Linked DNA regions of Homo sapiens: region 2 is linked to region 1. A link is a contact called in ENCODE Hi-C or POLR2A ChIA-PET data. All regions are on one chromosome and are shown on one strand. Each heading gives the region's core, a stretch centred on a gene start or an enhancer-like site at or near the end of the contact. The rest is flanking DNA. Distances are from core to core; before and after follow the strand shown. Region 1 has its middle 19 kb from the start of TILRLS. Region 2 has its middle 88 kb from the start of LINC02997.

The links. Hi-C counts contacts between places; a loop is a spot of excess contacts on that map. ChIA-PET counts read pairs that join two places held with the same protein, here RNA polymerase II (POLR2A). Pooled maps may share reads with other maps.
Region 2: a loop to region 1 is called in a map of chondrocyte, with 2.9 times the contacts of the local background. The contact joins two enhancer-like sites. A Hi-C loop is called at or near these places in 2 of 168 maps with a recorded cell type or tissue (chondrocyte and mammary epithelial cell) and 3 of 50 pooled maps. POLR2A ChIA-PET finds 5 or more read pairs at or near these places in 1 of 52 experiments (MCF 10A).

What each region holds. Positions count from the first base shown.
Region 1 is chr5:67,247,149-67,250,457 of GRCh38, reverse strand. No RefSeq gene overlaps it. Among named protein-coding and RNA genes, the nearest start is that of TILRLS, 19 kb to the left of the region's middle. Within about 2 kb of position 1,642, at least 6 of the 41 ENCODE cell types and tissues checked have a DNase peak (open chromatin) inside an H3K27ac peak, as active enhancers do; they include mammary epithelial cell, where a contact is called at or near this core.
Region 2 is chr5:67,879,473-67,882,781 of GRCh38, reverse strand. No RefSeq gene overlaps it. Among named protein-coding and RNA genes, the nearest start is that of LINC02997, 88 kb to the right of the region's middle. Within about 2 kb of position 1,706, at least 4 of the 41 ENCODE cell types and tissues checked have a DNase peak (open chromatin) inside an H3K27ac peak, as active enhancers do; they include mammary epithelial cell, where a contact is called at or near this core.

The DNA of each region.
Region 1 (3,309 bases), core at 393-2,892:
TCAACCATTGTGGAAGTCAGTGTGGCGATTCCTCAGGGATCTAGAACTAGAAATACCATTTGACCCAGCCATCCCATTACTGGGTATATACCCAAAGGACTATAAATCATGCTGCTATAAAGACACATGTGCACGTATGTTTATTGCGGCATTATTCACAATAGCAAAGACTTGGAACCAACCCAAATGTCCAACAATGATAGACTGGATTAAGAAAATGTGGCACATATACACCATGGAATACTATGCAGCCATAAAAAAGGATGAGTTCATGTCCTTTGTAGGGACATGGATGAAATTGGAAATTATCATTCTCAGTAAACTATCGCAAGAACAAAAAACCAAACACCGCATATTCTCACTCATAGGTGGGAACTGAACAATGAGATCACATGGACACAGGAAGGGGAATATCACACTCTGGGGACTGTTGTGGGGTGGTGGGAGTGGGGAGGGATAGCATCAGGAGATATACCTAATGCTAGATGACGAGTTAGTGGGTGCAGCGCACCAGCATGGCACATGTATACATATGTAACTAACCTGCACAATGTGCACATGTACCCTAACACTTAAAAGTATAATAAAAATAAATAAGAGAAAAAAGAAAAAAAAAGGAGCAACGAAAATTCTGAGTACTCAGAGATGAAATGTTTTGTCAGAGAAAGCTCTGTGCTTCTTACTGTTTGTCTCATGGCCCCCTTCACACTTGAATTCAGTTTGGCTTGCTTCCAGATATGAGGCTGGATTGTAACAGCTGTCTGAGCCCTCATAACATACTTGAAGTCCTTTGGTTAAGCTCGTATCAGCCTTTTATCCTGATCTTTATCTTTTGGTTCCTCGGTATGACATTCTACCATTATTACACGGTGCATGTTATTGTTGCAGACCACTTTATTTCCTTTATGGAATGAGGTTTTGTGTAAATAAATCAGTAATACATGTGCACCTTAGGGGTCGCTCCCTAACAGTTGGCTTTTGGCGTATGTGAGTCTCAAAACCGGAGCCACAATCTCAAGCTCTTAGTGATAAGCTATTAAATACCTAGTTGGCTATTTATAATGTCAACATGGTATTCTAGACTTGGAGCTGAAAATCTCAATTTGATTCCTGACTCTGCATTTGGTGATTTTCCCTAAATGTTTTTCTTCCCCTGCTCTGTTGTTTCTTGATACTGGCAAGGGTGGAAACTCATAAAAAGAAATGCAAAGGGCATATTTCACAGGAGATTACCAAAGATTGCAATAATCTTGGCATCCTTTGCTATTAGGAAGAAAACTGCTTTAAGAAAAAAAGGATATACCATATTGAAACAATTTATTAACTGATTAAATACCAAGATAATGTATGACTCTTCCATCTCATAACAAATCAACTGCTAGCCAACCTTACAATTCTCTTTTATGAGACCTTTTAATACTTTTTAAACTAAGTCTCCTAAGGTTTCTAAAATAGACTGCTTGACCTCGAGCCCAAATCAACAAACTTCTCCCATGTATCCCCCAAGCCCTCAGGGGTAAGGGCCTGACAGCTGGATGTGGGCATGACACAGGAAGTACAGTGTGTACTGCCCAACACACGCCCAGGAATGTCTGCAGCTTGGGAGGATCAAGCATGTACCTGTCTGTGTTTCCTGTGGTCTCTGGGAGCTGGAAGCTAGACCAAAACACACCATTTGTCAACTGTAGCAAACCATTAGCAAAATAGGCAAGTGGTAACAGGGCAAGTGAAACAACAGGCAGGTGGCACTTCTGTGACACCAATGACTGCAAACACAATTACTAGGCTAGAATATGAACAGCACACCTTTTAAGACTCCCTTAGCCCAGGAGTTCAAGATCAGCCTGGGCAACATAGCAAGACCCGGTCTCTACAAAAAATTTAAAAATTAGCCAGGCATGATGGTGTGTGCCTGTAGTCCCATCTATGTGGGAGGCTGAGGTGGGAGGATCACTTGAGTCCAGGGGGTTGGGCTGCAGTGAGCTGTGATTGCTCCAATACACTCCAGCCTCAGCAACAGGCAAGACCCTGTCTCCAAAGAAAAAAAAAAAAAAAAAAGACTCCCCCTCAGAATACATATGAATGAATAAGTGAACAAAGAAACAAATAAATAAATGGCATTCCTAGCCATGTTTCAGAACCATTAGAGGACATAATCAGAAACTTCAACATAAGCCCCAGGTCTTCTGCTTCTGTCAAAACACTTTTTAGTTGCTCTTACTTCTATATATATTAATCAGCCTCCAGCTGATTCAAGATTTATCATCAAAGAATCAGATTCTTTTCATTTTTATCAAATTAGGAATTAAATTTCCTTTGTGACACTTCTCTCTGAGACGTATAATGATTTCTTTTCTTTTCAGATATTGTATCACCTTCAATTCTGATAACCATAGAACACAGGGGATCTTTTATCATTTTTAAAAAATCATAAAGGATCTGAATCTTTTAAGTATAATCTTTTAAGTGACGAATTGTTTCAAATAAATCACTTAAATCCCTGATGTATTATAGGACTTGACATCAAAATTAAGTACTCAAAATATGCAAGCACAGTATTAGAAATGTCGCATGTATTAGAAATAGCCCACCTGCTCTAACATAAGCTAGGGTGGATGGCGAAGCCCACTCCCCCACCACACACACCACTGCCCCCTATACACAATCTTTCCCCCATATAACTTCCCAGGTGGATACAGAAGCGTCTCTGCAAAATTTGGCTAAAAACCGCTATCTAAATACAATTCAATTAGAAACAAGAAATAAAGAGTTCATCAGATACTTCAAAACAATATAAAGTTGTCGGTTTTATATTGCTGTAGGCTCAGATCCTGCCAACATGTTGAATGTCTAGTATATACCAGGCACTCTCCTTGGAGTCACATATTCCCATTAACATATATTCTTCCAGGCAGGGACCAGCTGATTTCTATATAATGCATTGCATTTCCAGCTGGGTCAATGCCTCTGTAGTGTGAATTATGTGGGAGCTATCACAGCTACAACTTTCATGAGCAACTTGTATTTTCTTCCCCAGGTATAGAAAAACCCAGCAGTCTTCCCAGGCTTCCTGCTTTGTGGATGATGGAATATGTTATAGTATGCTGAGATAGAATTGATAAAAATTACATAAGAAAAGTAGAATGAATATATATATGTATGTCTCTTTCCACTTTCTTTCAAAGCTATCCACAGTATTTTATCTAAATACAAACTGCAAAACAACGTAGGCCTTTTCCCTTTCATTTTATTGCATTTTTTCTCCCTGGAATAATTTCTGAGCTTAACTCCTGATTCTGTCATATAGTG
Region 2 (3,309 bases), core at 457-2,956, 630 kb before region 1:
ACCCACCACCATGCCCGGCTAATGTTTGTATTTTTAGTAGAGATGGGATTTTGTCATGTTGGCCAGGCTGGTCTCGAACTCCTGACCTCAGGTGATCCTCCCACTTCAGCCTCCCTGAATACTGAGATTACAGGCGTAAGCCACTGTGCCCGGCCCTTTTTAGCTATTCTTAAATCCTCCCTTCCTCAGTACACTCCCTACCTTAACCTATTTCCTCTTCATTCTCCATGCAACTCTTATCGTAGCATACCCTTTCTTAAGATACTTTTACGGCTGCTCTCTGCCTATAGACTTAAAGACAAATGTCATCAATTAATATATGAGTAAGAATAAATGCACATTCACTGAGAAGTTATTTTATGCCAGTCTCTGTTCTAATTGCTTCACCTATACTAATCGCATGTTATCTCAATTGGTCCTCACAATAACCTTCAACAATTGGTCCTCACAATAACCTTCAACGTAGGTATGATTATTAGTCCCATTTTACTTAGGAACTGAGGAACCTGCCCTAGTATGCAACGCAGTAAGCAGAAAAACACGAGCTGATTGCAGAGTTATTCTCCCTCCTTGATGGCCTCCTGCTGACTTTTCTGGCTTCCTCTTCTGCCATCTTTTTTCTCCCAGCATTAAGTCTCAACTCCATGGAGCTGCTCTATGAACTTATCACACTATTTGATGCCTCTATACTTTTGTACATGCAGATCCCTCTGCTTATTCCTCCGCTCATCTTTGCTGCATCTCCGCTGATTCCAAGTAAACTCTTACTCATCTCTTTGTCTAAGAAGCACATCATGATCCTTTCATCATCTCCCTACGTAGAGTCAGTCCTGACTACCAAAGACTTTTTGAATATGTCTTTCATTTCTCTCTATAAGCATAGAACCATAATGTGTTTTTACTATGACACTCATCATAGGACCTTGCAGTAATTTGTTAATGCATGTAACTTTTCTAATAAACTCTAAGTTCTTTGAGGGCAGGAACTCTGTCTTGGTGGAGGTGCTCAGTGCATCTTTGTTGGATGAATAAATGAATAATCAGTGCAGGCTATCCTCCCACAAGATTAGATATGAGGTTGCCTCTTCCCTGTCAACTTTCAGTGCTGTAAATACAAATTTTAATAGCGCTTGGAAAATTCCAATATTCTCTTCAATTTCTAGCCATTTTTCAATCTCGATGTTTTATCTTTTCCACAACACTGATTATATCTTTGAGAAAATGGTATTTTTTTTTCTCTTTCCTTCATTCCAAATGAAGTAAATTAGTCTGGTGACCCCTAGATTTTACCACTTATGAAACAATGGGGCCAACCCATTGGTAAGAGTAAAAGAAAACACCAAACTATTCAAACCTGAGGGCAGTTTCCTCCCACAACAAAGTTATTCTTAAATAGCATTCCTTCATTTACTTTTTGCAGAACCACTTTTGGACACATTGTTCTGTCCTTTAATCATGCCAAATCAATCAACCAATTCTTTAGCTTTTCTATTTCTGGGCATTCCTTCAGTCTGCTATCACCAGAAACATATCCTTCAAATCTAATAAAATAAACCTAACACTCTTTTTAAACAACAAAAAAAATAGCTTCCAACTTGTCTGTACAATGTCCCAGTGAGGTCAGCACAAATGGCATCATCCTTGTCATTTTAGCAGTGGGCAGACCAAGCACAGAGACCAAGCGGCTTTGCCCAAGGCCATAAGACAAGTCAGTACCAGAGCTGGAATTAGATAGGAGGAACCCTGGCCCTTTGCCCTGGATTCAGACACTGGTTCATGTTAACCTTAGAATTCTTTTTCCTTAGTTTTATGCCCTCCAAAAGATTAGCGGATAGGGAAACAATGCAGCTATTAAAGACAGGATCTCTTCCCTTACTCTTAAATCCAGCACAATTAAGTTGACTTAAGCTGCAATGAAAGGAGATGCATGTGCTTCCCCCTCTGTTTTTTTTTTCCCCCAAGTGGTGGAAGTGGCCATCTCTGAGGTCACCACAGGATTGACACCTCATATTTGGTCTTCCAAAAACCCATCTCTAAACTCAAGCTTTCCAGTTTGCCATTGGGAATGTTTGCCTTTGAAAAGTCTTAAAGGGAGTCTCATGGGTTCTGTGGTTTTACCCTCTGTGAGAGAAATTGTCCTTGGCCACACCCTAGGCCAGTGTTCCACCTCGCAGCTGTTTGCACCTTCTCTCTGATATGAGAAAGGTGCTGGCGGCTCCCCTCTGTAGCCACTCTGGGAATAGGGGCCCCAGCAGTCTACTGGGAAAGAAAGTGTTCTTAAGAAACATTTCTTGGCAGCAAGCAAAATTTCCACAAAACTCTTAAATATAATAAAATGTAATTAAAGTGCCACATTGAGTTAGCTCCCTTTGAAGTTTCACACTTGCATAATAAACCAAGTCATAAACCAAGATTCAAATAGGACATTATATTTCTTTTTACAGATTAATTCTCATTAATTATCTACTTGACCCCTGCTGTTATAGAGAAGTAAGTACCTGCTGCACCATAATTCGTGCTGATAAAAGGCAGTAAAAGATGAACTCACCGCTGGAAATGGAATCTCACACCTGAATGTCACTTTGTAGTCAGAGAAAATTAGAGCCCATGTTTAGAAATCACCTTATCAAAACTTCAAATGATCTCAGAAATGAGGTATATTCTGCATTTCTGTCTTTTTTATCACTGAGGATTTCAAATTTTATGTTAAGTGGCTGGTCCTCTGATGAAAAATGTGGTCCTTTACAAAGCAGGTTTTTTTGCTAACCTGTGGTGCACAGATCTTAAAACTGTAGATCTGGCCATGAGAGATGGTATGGGACAGCTGTTTTGCAGTGGGGTAAACATGTAAGGTTTTAGGGCTTCATTTTATCTTATCATGCAGTTTTACAGTCCCATTAATAACCACATAGACAAAGAAGGCTTTTCATTGAGACCAGTAAGAATTCACTAACTCACAGGTTACGCCACAAAGACTGATTACTTGTGACTCACACTCAGTGAAAGCTCTTAGGGTGAACTCTCATGAGTCTCAATGCTGAAAATTAATTTGCTTTGTGTGAAGAAACATTTATCTGTGTATACCTGCGCACCTGTGTGTGTTTAGGCTGTCTACAAGTTGTTGATGTGTTCTTTCCTCTTGAGCTATGGACACTGAGAAGACTTCAGGAAGAGAAACACTGCAATATAGTGAAAGGATTAGCAGGGGACTGGTCAGAGAACCAGCAGTGAATTATTGGTATAAAGAAGCAGTCTAGGAAAAGGCTTGAATTGAGCTAAACTGATGTTTAAAAAAGAGGACAAAAGAAA